4 separate regions of the Homo sapiens genome follow, and regions 1, 3 and 4 are each linked to region 2. A link is a contact called in ENCODE Hi-C data. All regions are on one chromosome and are shown on one strand. The core of a region is the stretch at or near the end of the contact, and the rest is flanking DNA. Distances in the headings are between cores, read along the strand shown. Region 1 has its middle 21 kb from the start of GIRGL. Region 2 overlaps STEAP1B (STEAP family member 1B). Region 3 overlaps OSBPL3 (oxysterol binding protein like 3). Region 4 holds the start of GIRGL (glutamine insufficiency regulator of glutaminase lncRNA).

Region 1 (3,062 bases), core at 384-2,883, 2.2 Mb before region 2:
GGTTGACTCCTGCATAATATAAGTACTTAATAGTTGAGTTTTCTAAATGCTAAAGGAGCCGATAGTGCTAAATGAAAGGGTAAGTGTGGAAAAAAAAAAAGAAAACAGAGGGATAGTTGTGGCAATGAAGACATCATCAGCGACATTCCAGAGCAGAGGTGGGGGTAGGTTTCATGAGCTACCAACAATAATGAAAAGTGGTGGCTGTCGGTGTCTGCTTCTCTTCACCTTCAGCTCCATCCTGTATAACAAAGGGACTTGGATAGACAGACACATGTGCACACTAAGGCACACAGAACAAAGCTCTGTCCACTCCCCTCCTAGAAACCTTTCCCTGGCCACCACTCAAGCTGGAGAAGTATGAATACCACCAGTAGCAAGACACACCTTGAGAGACAGCCCAAGGAATTTTTTGGGAGCAAGACTGGAGTACATTGGACAGAGAATTTCAGAGTCTTGGGTTCCTGAAGAAGGGGATATCATGGGTTCTGGGTGGTAAACCCTCATGGCCTTTCAGATTCCCTGACCAGTGTGAAGAAGTAGAGCTAGAGGAAAACCATAACCCTGGGTCCAGAGCAGAAGCCACTTCTGCCTGGGTCTAAAGGCAGGACTGATTGCAGGAGAAACCCTAGCATTTATATCCTGTCATCCTGAAACCCCACAGTAAGAAAAGTAAGAACTCTTACTCTCCAGAAGTCCCAATCAATTCTGATTACTTCTCATTAGCTCTAAGTGGTCACAAAACAATCTCATTGTGGGCACCAATCACCATGGTCAGAAGGAATGTTATGCAGTATTTGACTTAATGTGGTTATACGCAGTAGCCTGGGGGAAGGGTATGCAGCCCCTGGTCTGAAAAGGGAGGAGGGGTAGATCCCCAGGGAGGTAAGGAGAAAGGATGCTGAGGGGCAATGACTCTTACATGTGCTACTACAGGTAGAAATGAAGCCAGATTGCAGAGCGTTCTGGAGGGAATATCTGAAGCAGCACATGTAAGTCAGGCCATAACAGAAAGGAAAAATATAATTAGAGCAAGGAAACAGGGGCAAGGTATGATGATAGCCTTGCCAGATAGGGGAAACCTGTGCATGTGTGAATGTAGAGGAGAGATTCAAAGTTCAATGTGCGTGTAAGGCTTCTTTGTTAAAATGCAGATTTGGATTCAGCAAGTCTGGTGGCGGGGGCTTGAAATTCCACATGTCTAACAAGCTCCTAGGTGATGCTGCTGGTTCATGACCCTCCCCTTGAGAAGCAAGAATATAGAGAATTAGACAGCAGAGAAAGAATGAGATTGGAGACGTGCCCCCGCAAAAAGAAAAAAAAAGAGATGAAACTAATGATGCTTAGACAGTGCTCCTCTTTGGTCGCATGTGATAAGCCCCTTCCCCAGCAGAGAAGCACAGCCAACATTGAGGAATAACGCAGGGACATTCCAATGTTCTTTTAAGAATCCTAGAAGAATATTCTAAACAAGCTTTCGTCAAGCATGGGCATGGAACAGGAATCCTAAGCCCATTACCTTCTTGTCCTTCCCATGCTGACAGATCCCCTGAAGCGTTCATGTGACAGCTACGCCCACGCCCAGGCTACACGGCATAGAACTTGGATAAGCAGCTGGAAGTTGCTCTGCCATAACAGTCTTAGAGAGAACGTAACTTCCGTGTGTGTGTGTTGGATTAGTTCAACAGTCTAGCAGATAACCACAAAGTTTCAGTCACATTGTTAGTGGTTCCCTCATGACTTATTTTTTAATCAGTTGTATACATAATGAAACTGAGTGAATTAGGGCTTCACACGGTCTTCTTTCTATAAATCAGAAATCTGAAAACCATGTAAATTTGCCAAGTAATGAGGTGTCACCACCTTAGAGTAACAATACTAAAAAAGTACCTCATTAAAATGAGGAAGTAATCATTAGTAAAAATTTATTTCTGCAGTCCTTGACCTGAAACAAAAATTATGTCACATTTTCCATAGATATTGACATCAGCAATGACTTTTCTGAAACATTAAGTGGAGCACTGTCATGAATAACATTTTCAATAAAACTTTTTAATTGAAATTTCAAAATACTTTTAAAAACACATTCAACATCCCCAGTGCCTCAATTTACTGCTGGAAAATAGCATGTTTTTATAAGTATAGGTTGTGTATCCTAAAATTTTTTTCCTTACTATATTATCCTATAGAGTTATTAATTCTCTGGAAATAAAATTTGTCTCATGAGATCTCAAAAACCTGCTAAAATTTGAGTATTTTTTTTTCCTTTACCTCCTCATGGCTCTTCAGTACATTTTATTCTCATTCTACTGTTGTGGAAACAGAAAAGTATAACAGAAATCACAGGATTAGATCTCTGAAAACTTGATTCATTATTGGCTCTGCAAATGAGTTTTTTGTTCTTCTTAATCTATATTGAGTCACTAAACCCACCTCCTTCTATTCCTTCTACTTCTAATGGCAATCCTTCCATTTTCTTTGCCTGGGCTTTCTTGACTAGCTTTTTCTATGATTTTATTTTATTATTTAAAATGTTTTATTTTTAATTTTCGTGGGTACATGATATGTGTATATTTTGGGAGGTACATGAGATGTTTTGATATAGGCATGCAATGTATAACAATATCAGAGTTAAATGGGGTATCCATCCCCTCAGGCATTTATACTTTGTGTTACAAATATCCAATTATACTTTTTAAATTATTTTTAAATGTACAAATAAATTATTATTGACTAGAGTCACCCTGTTGTGCTATCAAATACTAGGCCTTATTCATTCTTTCTATTATTTTTGTAACCATTAACCATCTCCACCTCCCTCTCTCTCCCACTATCCTTCCCAGTCTCTGGTAACCATCCTTCCAGTCTGTTTTTCATTATTTTCTGCTTCTCATCTTTCCTTGTCACATTAGATACCACCTCCTCAGAGATATTTTCTTCATCTCTCTTTGCTAACGAGTTTATTTTCTGTTTCTTTCTTAGAATATCTAGTGCATAAACACAGGTACGTATTCTTTCTTGGTTTTGGTTGAAAGCCAGAGCCAGATATAGCATGCAATTTA
Region 2 (2,949 bases), core at 382-2,881:
GAGGCCAGCGGGAAGCACCTGCACCTCTTCAGGGTACATCCGAGCCTGGGCCTGGCTTCCCGCCCTCCACCTCTGAATGGGGATTTGGTCGACCTTTTCCGGCTTGGGGGAAGTCCCCGTGGTGATCCAGCTTCCCAGATGCAAGAGCAGCAGGGAGGGCACTGCTCTCCAAGCAGCCCAACCCCTTTAAACTCAAAGTCAGAGCTATATTCTCACAAGGGCTGATGAAACTGAATAGCTAAGGGTAAATGAGGAGGCAGGAGAGGCGAAGAGGAAGGGAAATAAGCTCTTTTATAGAATGCTTTTCTCCTCCTGATTTCACTTGTGTGGGGAAGCATGAAACAACCACTAATCAGTCTTTCCCCCTGATGAGTCGGAAACTTGACAACTGGAGAGTTTTTAAAAAAATGAATGAATAAATATTTCTTCTTTGGGCTTTATTTATGAAGCATGGGCTAAGAGATCCCTTGTGGGCATTTTAAATAACCAGAAGCAAGTCACAGCAGCAGCTAATGGTCAACTGTAAATGCAGTTCTGCTGTGCAGTTGTCGTTCAAAATGTGACAGTATTTAAAAGCTGGGCTGTATATGAGATGAAGGAGTTCAAAGACCCATTGGATGACAGTTCTCATGCTTCTGCAAGTGAAAGAATCATCTGGAACACTTGTTTATGAGGCAGATCCCCGGTCCCTACCCTCTGAGATCTGATCCTATAGATTTGGGCCAGGGCCAAGAACCTGCATTTGAGTCCCTAATTCCAACCTGGATACTCTGGGACAGGACTGCGCTTTGCAAGACAATGCCCTATGCCAGTGGTTCACAAAGTGAGGTCCCCAACCTGGAGCCACAGGAAATTTGTTAGAAATACAGATTCTTAGGCCAACCCCAGAAAGACAGAATCGGGAACTTTGGGGACAGGGCCCAAAAATCTGTTTTAACAAACCTCCAGGTGGTTCTGAAGCCTGCTATAGGTTGATAAACACTGCCCTAAGATTTCTTACAAGCAAGTTGTGCAAACCCTGGAATACTGGCAATTCCAATGCGTAGCCAAGATTTAGAACCACTCTGATGGACACTTCCATTGGAATATGAATGCTAATCTCACTTCTATAACCCTTATTTTTCTGAGCACTCACTTTTTTCAGCCAAGATTAGAGTTAATAAGGTGAAGGGGAAAGAATGTGGGTTTTGTTTCAGGTAAACGACTCAAGCCTGGTCCCAAGTTGAACCCTCCCTGAACCTCAGTATTTTCATCTGTGAAATGGAAGGAATGCTGCCCACCCCACAATGGTGCTGTGAAGAGTAATGAGACAGTATCTGGGAAAACACTTAGCCAGTGGCTGGCACATTGTAGAAACTTGATTTTTCTGTCTCTCTCTACAATATTTTTTAGTTTAATTGGGGTCTGGAATGAGATTCTTAATTTTTATAGGAATATAGCTTAAGGGTTTGCTCTCCAGAGAGCATCAAAAGACTCATTTTAAAATTCATCTCTTGTTTTAGGGTAAATGTCTGAAGAGCTCAGTGAGCACTCTTGATGTTAAAGATGACTGGTAGCCTTAGTATAGAAGCAGCTCTAATTTAGCATGGCCTGGTTCCACTTTGTAACCAGAGTCACTTTCTCTTCTGGGACATCACTGATGTCTCAGTAATGGGCAAAAACCTTATTATATTAGGCACTTTGCACAAGCATTTCACTTCCTTAATTGGTCACCATTGCTTATTAAATGCCAGGCCAACTTCCAATACAGTTTGGTGACAGAGGCCTGTCATCAACTGTTATAAAGAAATGACTTCTTGTGTGTGTACTGGTCAGCTTGTAATTCAGTTGGTTGGAAGATCAGTCAATATTGTATATTTATAAAAGAGTAGATTCAGTAACCACTTTGGCATGAAGCATGCTGCCTGTGTTTTATATTTTATATAATACATAGTAGTTCTATTGACTCTAAATAAATACTTGACAATGACTGTTTTAATAGATTCCAAAGATGGAATGTCCACAAACACATCATTTGTAGGGCAAAGCTGACACAAATCACATTTGTGGGAGTAAAGTGGGAACTCATCCCTGTGCAATGGTCAAATGCTCCACATATTTTTGTTAGGATGGAAGGGTGTTTAGTAAGGTCCTTCATGTAATCAAGACCTGTCCTGGTGTGCAGCCATAGAAGCCAATTTGTTTTACTTCTGGTACACTGACCAGCATCCCTTAGGACAGGAAGAGATGGATATACCCAAATTGCATTGCCACCTAGTACTTCGGCAAACACTTACTGAGGACCTGCCAGGTGCAAAGCACATTTACATGCATGACCTCATCTAAGGCTCACAAACAGTTATCACCATCTCCTTTTTACAGATGAGCAATTGAGATGCAAAGACATGAAGGCATTGGATAAACGTCATGCAACCCATATTGGTTTCATTTACCCTAGAAGGGATTTCTTGCTTTCAGTTGTATTTACCCTAGAAGGGATTTCTTGCTTTCAGTTGCTGGTTTGCTTATTCATTCATCTAGTCATTATTCATCTATGGTTTATCATAGCGAGGCAACATTGTTTACTCTCATATCTCCTAAAACAATTTTAGAAACCTACATATCCTCTTGAACCTTTTTCAGATGAGACTTCAAGTTTCCCTTCCCGTGTTAAAATAGTTGCAAAGATGTAATTATGGCACGTAGTCAATATTGACACTTTACAACAAAATGTTAATGAATGCATTTCTATATGGCCAAAGGAATATAGATACCAATTATATTTTTCCATTATCCAAAGGAATATAGATAGAAATGATATATTTATCATCTAAAATTTTAAAATACATGAATGATCTTTTAATAGAACTTTTTTCCTTGAACTCATATTTCCATTTCATTTCCCCAATATTACCTCATTTTTAAGGGACCTCACGCTTAAAAATATGTTATCATTCTATTATAATTCTG
Region 3 (3,086 bases), core at 428-2,927, 2.5 Mb after region 2:
GCAAGGTCAACATAACCAAAACTATAAATCATGCTGCTAACATATACTCTTGATATGATGTAATGAGAATGGCATTTTACCTCTGTAATCTTCTTCCCCAAAACCCATAACCCCAGTCCAATACAAGAAAATCATCAGACAAATCCCAGTGGAGACATACTCTACAAAATACTTTACCACTACTCCTCAAAGCTCTCGAGGTCATCAAACACAAGGAAAGCCTGAGAAACTATTACAGCCAAGAGGAATCTAAGGAGACATGGCAACCAAGATAATGTAGAACCCCACATGGAGTCCTGGAACGGCAAAAGGACACTAAGGAAAAGCTAAGGAAATCTGAATGAAGTATAGATTTTAGTTATTAATACTGCAACAGTACTGGTCTATTAATTGTGACAAAAGTATACTAAGGTAAGATATTGACAATGGGAAAACCACTTGGGGCATATGGGAATTTTTTGTACTATCTTCACATCTTTTCTCTACCTCTAAAACTATTCTAAACTTAAAAGTTGTTTTGTGTTGGGGGCTGTGATTAAAATAAGTAAAGTTGGACAAACATTGAGCAATACCTAAGCAGATGATCTCTAAGCTTTTTACTAGCTTTAAAGGCAATGTTTTGGGAAGTATTTTTAATAGGCATGTTGTATTAATTAATTATTGTGCTTTTCTTATTATTTGTAATTGAGACTACTGGGCCACTAAAGTGCATGAGTTCAGAAGTAGTTAGGGAAGTTATGGAAACCATTCATTCATTTATTCAACAATAAGTATGTGCTCTGTATTATGTCTTCAAAAAATATTTACTGTTAATGCATGAGCGAAAGGATTCTACATCTCCCTAATTTTGTTTTGTCTCAAAATCATTTGAATAAAATGTAGTATTTTCCAAGGAAAAAAGACAATGTAGAAGGAGCAATAAATCTACAGTAAGAAAATCTAGATATAAGTATGAGCTCAACTATTTTTGCCCCTAGGGTAAGTCAGTCATCTGTCTTCAATCTTATTTTCCTTAGTCGTCCAACAAGGTTAATAAATCCCCTGCCTACCTCACAGGGTTATTTTGTTGTGAGAAGAAACATATATTAAAGTGATTTACAAATGTGGAAGTGTTATATAAAATAAGGGGGTTATGACAATCTAATGATAACCAGAATTCTCTGGTTCTTCTCGGAATCAGAATGGACTCCAGGCTGGTTAAGACTTGGTCTTCTGCCTGCTGAACCAATGCTTGGATTTGCTAAGGGGTCCATGAACCAGAGTCAGTATCTCCTAATAACTTATTAGAATTGTAGAATCTCAGGTCCCATTAAATCAGAAACCCACTAAATCAGAAACTGTGGGGGTGGGGCCCAGCAATCTGTTTTATTAAATAATTAATTTGTTTGTTTTTGTGGAGACTGAGTCTCAGTATTCTAACCAGGCTGGTTTTGAACTCCTAACCTCAAGCAATCCTCCCACCTCAGCCTCCCAAAGTGTTGGGATTACAGGCATTAGCCACTGCGACGGACTCAACTCAAGTGTTTTACCAGTCCCTCCAGGACACTCTGACACTGCTGAGGTTTAGAACCACTTCCCTCAAGGGTGTGTCCCATTCATGTGGCCCCACCCCTCCAGCTGGCTCCCTGTCCAGCCAGAATGTTGTCTTGCCCTTGTTTCCTCCAAACCCCCTTCACATCCATTGACACCTGGCTAAGTCTCACACAAGTCATCTGAGAGAGAGGAGAAACAGTACTGTTAAAAGGATGTGGGAGGTCCATGACTTGCTAAACCTCAGCCTGAGTTAACTAGCTACAGCAAGACCCACAGATCTCGCTTCCTACAACATGGGTATTTTCCCCAGACTGGGAAGTTCTTAGCCGCGAAGAGAAATCCAGCACCTGCGGAGACCACACACTGCACATTTTACAAAAGAAACCAAACTCCCACATCCTGTCCTTCTGACCCCTAGCATCTGTCAGACAAAGGTGTCTTATCTGTGGGTCAGAAAAGGCAGTCATCTAATATAAAGATCTATCTACACCTAGCTACACACACCCAGGAAAATAAGACCTCTGGATGCCACAAACAAGTGGGGCTTCCAGGCCCTTAATCAAGGAACAAATGATGCAGAACTCAAAGTAACAAACAAGCTGGAATGTTATTTTGCCCCACGCGATCAAAGACTAGAAAAACAGGAATTACAAGTCAGAAGTATGATGCATTGGCAGGTGTGCATGAAGAAGGCCAGGCAGTCCTTTTTCTGAGCCATGTTTAGGCCAAAGTCTTTCCTTTTTGACACCCTATTATTGGTATCATTCCTTAATGACACACACACAAAACAAAATTAAAGAAGACACTGGCCCAGAGAAAGACTGAGCTGAAAACCTAATTAGGGTGGAGTTTTACACTATGTTTGTGTATATGTATGTTTATAAGGTAAAAGAACTGCTAGTACAAACACAACGCCTCTCTAAAGAGGCTGGGCTTGTTGTGCCTCATGAGGCTGATCATTATTTCCCAGGCAAAATTCATATATAAATCACATACATACAAATTTATGTCAACAAATAATCATTTTTTTATTTACCGCCACTTTGCTTATTCCCCATTCACAGTCTTCTGGAAAATATATGAAAAACATCCCCTAAGTGACTAATACATAAGATAAGCAATACACTGCCACACAGGCAAATTCAGCTTAAGAGACTGAATTTGCATGAGCCATCACAATGCCTGTTTGCAGACACTCTAAATCTGTATTCACAGGTCATCTACATTATCTCAAATTTTTATGGTAATTTTTCCTGTTTCCTATCATCCCTCCTTCCCACAGTGTACACACAGAAATCTTCCAATCATACAACATTTAATTTTTGTATTTGACTACCAGTTGAACTGATTAACACATATTCCCTTGCTCAAAACATTCTGTGGCTCTCCAATGGCCAGAGGATGAAGTAGCCATGCACCACCCTTGGGTTCCCATGAATTCTTACCCTACAGCTGCAAGGGATAACACTGTTTTCACCTTTGCTCATCACTCCCCTCTACCTGAAATGTCCTTCTCTCCCATTTCTCTACCTTTTGAAATTGTACCAGGACAC
Region 4 (3,261 bases), core at 433-2,932, 2.2 Mb before region 2:
TTGAGAAAACTGGAATAAATAATATTTTTGCTTTAAGTTTTAAAAATGAGTCATAACTAAAGCTTTTAAGCAAATTGTAACTAATAATTATGACTTCATAATTTCTAGATTCTGTACACTACCCATGAAATCATATTAAAAATCGCTATTATGAATAAAAGATAATCATGTAATTAAGTTCAGGGGGGCATAAAAGAATCACCACTGAGGTTAAGACAACTTTAAGAATATACCTGAAATTCATCATTATCACCCAGTAATTGCTATGTAAAAACCAGACATTAACATAGATAAGTCAATATCAATCCTAAATTAGACCCACTGAATATAGACTTAAGACATTTTTAGGAAATTAGGAAGACCTTTAATAAATGGAAGGCATTGGAATTTTCACTACATGCTTTTTGATCTTAAAAATAAATTTTTTAAAATCTATCTTTATTAATTGTGGTAAAAAACTTAACATACAATTTACCATCCTAACCATTTGTAAGTGTTTACACTTACAAATTTTAAGTTCAATAGTATTAAATATATTTACATTATTGTACAGTCTCCAAGTGTTTTCATCTTGTAAACTGAAACTCTATATCCATTAAACAACTCTCATTTCTCCTTCCCCCAAGCCCCTGGCAACTACCATTCTAAGTATCATTTATGTGAGTTTGACTACTCCAGATACCTCAGGTAAGTTGAATCATCCAGTATTTGTCTTTTTGTTTCTTTGGTGTGTTTTCCAAGCTTAATTGAAACTTAATTAGGATGAAGCCAAGTTACCCTCCATCATGTATCATCTGTCTATTCAGTACAATGCACTGTGCTAATTTAATGACCCCCTTAACTTAATTACATGATTATCTTTTATTCATAATTTAATGCTATTAACCTAATGAGGTAGGTTATGCACACACACTTTACAGATGAGGAAACTGAGACTTTGCGAGGTGAAACATCTTGTCAATGGTCATAAATCTAATAAGCAGTGGGGCTGCTGATTGCAACTTTATCTATCTTCAAAGCACAGTCTTTTTAACATACCTGTATGCTTTTTGAGATATTTAAAGTTTTTAGGGGATTTCAGCCATCTACATATTTTAAGCAACTCATAGAGTGTTTTGTTTTTGCCTTTGATGGTTAATGTGACCTGGGTTCCTCCTTTTTTTTAAAATAAACTACTTTATTCTAAACCATGTCTCAAGGTATTATTCTATTCTATGTCATGAGGTTTATTCTAACACATGTCCCATAAGCCCACAGAATACCAGTTACCTTCCCTTTATTTAAGCAGGGCTTGATTTGTTAAGCAGCTGGTTTGTTACATTTTTCTGGAAATTATACAACTTCCTAGTGTGTAGCACATATCAATAGTGAAAGGAATATTATTTTTAAAAAATCAGCACTTACATTTGTGGAAGTGAGCCCAAGCTTCTTCAGTTCAGACACATGGTTTTAGTGAATAGAAGTCACTCTACCAAACCCGGGTACTCTTCAAACATGCCTTGCTCCGTATGCAGGCAGGCAACTGCACCCCTGCTTCCTGAGCCACCTGGGACTTGAAGTTCTACCACTGTGGCTCCAAAGCTGCCCAACTAGAAACCCCAAAAGGCAAGAGAACTACGATACCCACAATTCAGGCTCCTCACCCGAAACCAGAAGAGGGCGTATGGCTAGAGTTTCACCCTAAGAAGAAAGGGGAAGCAGGTGGAAAAGCAATTAAAAAAAAATCAGGTGAGTATATCTAAGAACCATCTGTAAATATAATCTTATTTCCATGAAAGGAAATAAAAGTGGTTTAATGTTTGCCAGGGAGTAAGAAGGCACCCTCAGTGTTAGCAATAAGTAAAAAATATTTATGCAAGCAAATCCTCATGCAGCTGGAACTTGCCCCACCAGATTCTCTTTCGGTGATTCAGAGCTGAAGGTGCCTCACTGCCCTGTGGAACAGGTGAATAAAGCCTTCCCAGGTGAGTGACAGTGTCTAACTAGTTCCCCCTTTCCCTCTACATCAGCACTGTGATTGTCACTCAAAGACATAGACATATAGACATAATGGAGACCTTTTGGCATTTCATCTTCTAAAATGCTCTGGATTTTTAAGATAACACTTTAAAATGTGCCTTTTAAAATATAAGCAAGAATAAAGTTTTCTTGATATTTTCTTCCATTTTACTTTCCATTTCTGTGTTTTGTGTTTTCCTTCTGTGTATTTTGTTCAAAATTCAAGAAAGAGAAAATTAGGGGAAAGGGGAAAAAAGGTAAAACTTAGTGAAATGAAATGTGCAATAATTGTTTCACATTTTTTTCCAACATCAGCAACAGAGAATGTTTAAAACAAATGTGTTTCTCTATTTGTTCATACAGCATCTCTCTCTAGCCTATTATCTCCTGTTAGACACAGCCCAGAAAATGAATAGAGACAAGTCCTGGCTGGGTCTGGGTTCAGAAACATAATAGAAGGATTCATCTAATGTAAGTAGATGGCAGAATGGTGACAAAGAAAAAGTTTCCTTTCCCTTTTCTGCACTTTCTCTCCTACTGTTCTAACCACCCCTTCCTCCCTGATGCATCCCTGGCTTCATGCTGCCAGATCACCTAATCCACCCAGATTCCCTTTGAAGTTTCCCCTTGACTCATCCCACAATCCAAACTGAGCTGTTCTGTTTCTTTTTGTCACAGGTTCCTCAACTCTCTACTAGAACCTAGCTTTCCTTTATGTCATTATATTATTTCCAAAACAAATGGTTCTTAATTTCCCCAAACCCTACAGAGGGCATTCTGCATGGCATTTCTCCTCCCTGAAACCATTTTTGCTCATCTTGAAATGTTCAGAGATTTCATTTTTTCCAAAGCTCAATGAAAAACACTCTTCAAGATGTCCTTCTCAGTTTGTCTTAATCTGAGTTATTCTCTTCCTCCTAATCAATTTCATAATATTGCATCTGCTCCTCTCATAACACATTGTATATCTCATTTCATTGGTTTACATGGGTGTGTGTGTACCTATGCAGTCTTACATTCCTATTTGAAGGCAAGGCCTCATTGTATCCCTACTTCATTAACTCATTAATGTACAAGTAGATGTTTGTGATAAACAATCAACACATAAAATAACTGAGATGTTAACTCTAAGGTGTGTGTGTGTTAATGCCTAATGCCATCTTTATGTCTCCCGGAAAACATTTACATTTAAAAAGCTACCTAAATGCCATGCATGAGTACTGTTATCAGAATCCCCCTGCAGTCTGGTCTGGTGTGGCTCCC

What was found. A loop is a pair of places that touch in the nucleus more often than their neighbours do. Pooled maps may share reads with other maps.
Region 1: a loop to region 2 is called in a pooled map, with 9 times the contacts of the local background. The contact joins two enhancer-like sites. A Hi-C loop is called at or near these places in 9 of 37 single-sample maps with no recorded cell type and 3 of 50 pooled maps.
Region 3: a map with no recorded cell type shows a loop between it and region 2 (12-fold over the local background). The contact joins two enhancer-like sites. A Hi-C loop is called at or near these places in 1 of 168 maps with a recorded cell type or tissue (posterior vena cava), 2 of 37 single-sample maps with no recorded cell type and 2 of 50 pooled maps.
Region 4: a loop to region 2 is called in a map with no recorded cell type, with 9 times the contacts of the local background. The contact joins the promoter of GIRGL here to the enhancer-like site in region 2. A Hi-C loop is called at or near these places in 9 of 37 single-sample maps with no recorded cell type and 3 of 50 pooled maps.

What each region holds. Positions count from the first base shown.
Region 1 is chr7:20,237,223-20,240,284 of GRCh38, forward strand. No RefSeq gene overlaps it. Among named protein-coding and RNA genes, the nearest start is that of GIRGL, 21 kb to the left of the region's middle. Within about 2 kb of position 1,634, at least 5 of the 41 ENCODE cell types and tissues checked have a DNase peak (open chromatin) inside an H3K27ac peak, as active enhancers do.
Region 2 is chr7:22,445,550-22,448,498 of GRCh38, forward strand. All of the region lies in intron 4 of STEAP1B (STEAP family member 1B), which reads right to left. Among named protein-coding and RNA genes, the nearest start is that of STEAP1B, 53 kb to the right of the region's middle. RefSeq lists enhancers at 2,467-2,516, 2,527-2,596. Within about 2 kb of position 1,632, at least 2 of the 41 ENCODE cell types and tissues checked have a DNase peak (open chromatin) inside an H3K27ac peak, as active enhancers do.
Region 3 is chr7:24,964,339-24,967,424 of GRCh38, forward strand. All of the region lies in intron 1 of OSBPL3 (oxysterol binding protein like 3), which reads right to left. Among named protein-coding and RNA genes, the nearest start is that of OSBPL3, 14 kb to the right of the region's middle. RefSeq lists an enhancer at 1,839-1,998. Within about 2 kb of position 1,678, at least 11 of the 41 ENCODE cell types and tissues checked have a DNase peak (open chromatin) inside an H3K27ac peak, as active enhancers do.
Region 4 is chr7:20,215,895-20,219,155 of GRCh38, forward strand. GIRGL (glutamine insufficiency regulator of glutaminase lncRNA) reads left to right here and starts at 1,683. Exons shown (of 4, transcript NR_134569.1): 1 at 1,683-1,728; 2 at 2,362-2,469. MACC1 (MET transcriptional regulator MACC1) reads right to left here and starts at 1,490. Exons shown (of 7, transcript NM_182762.4): 1 at 1,405-1,490. RefSeq lists an enhancer at 1,315-2,514.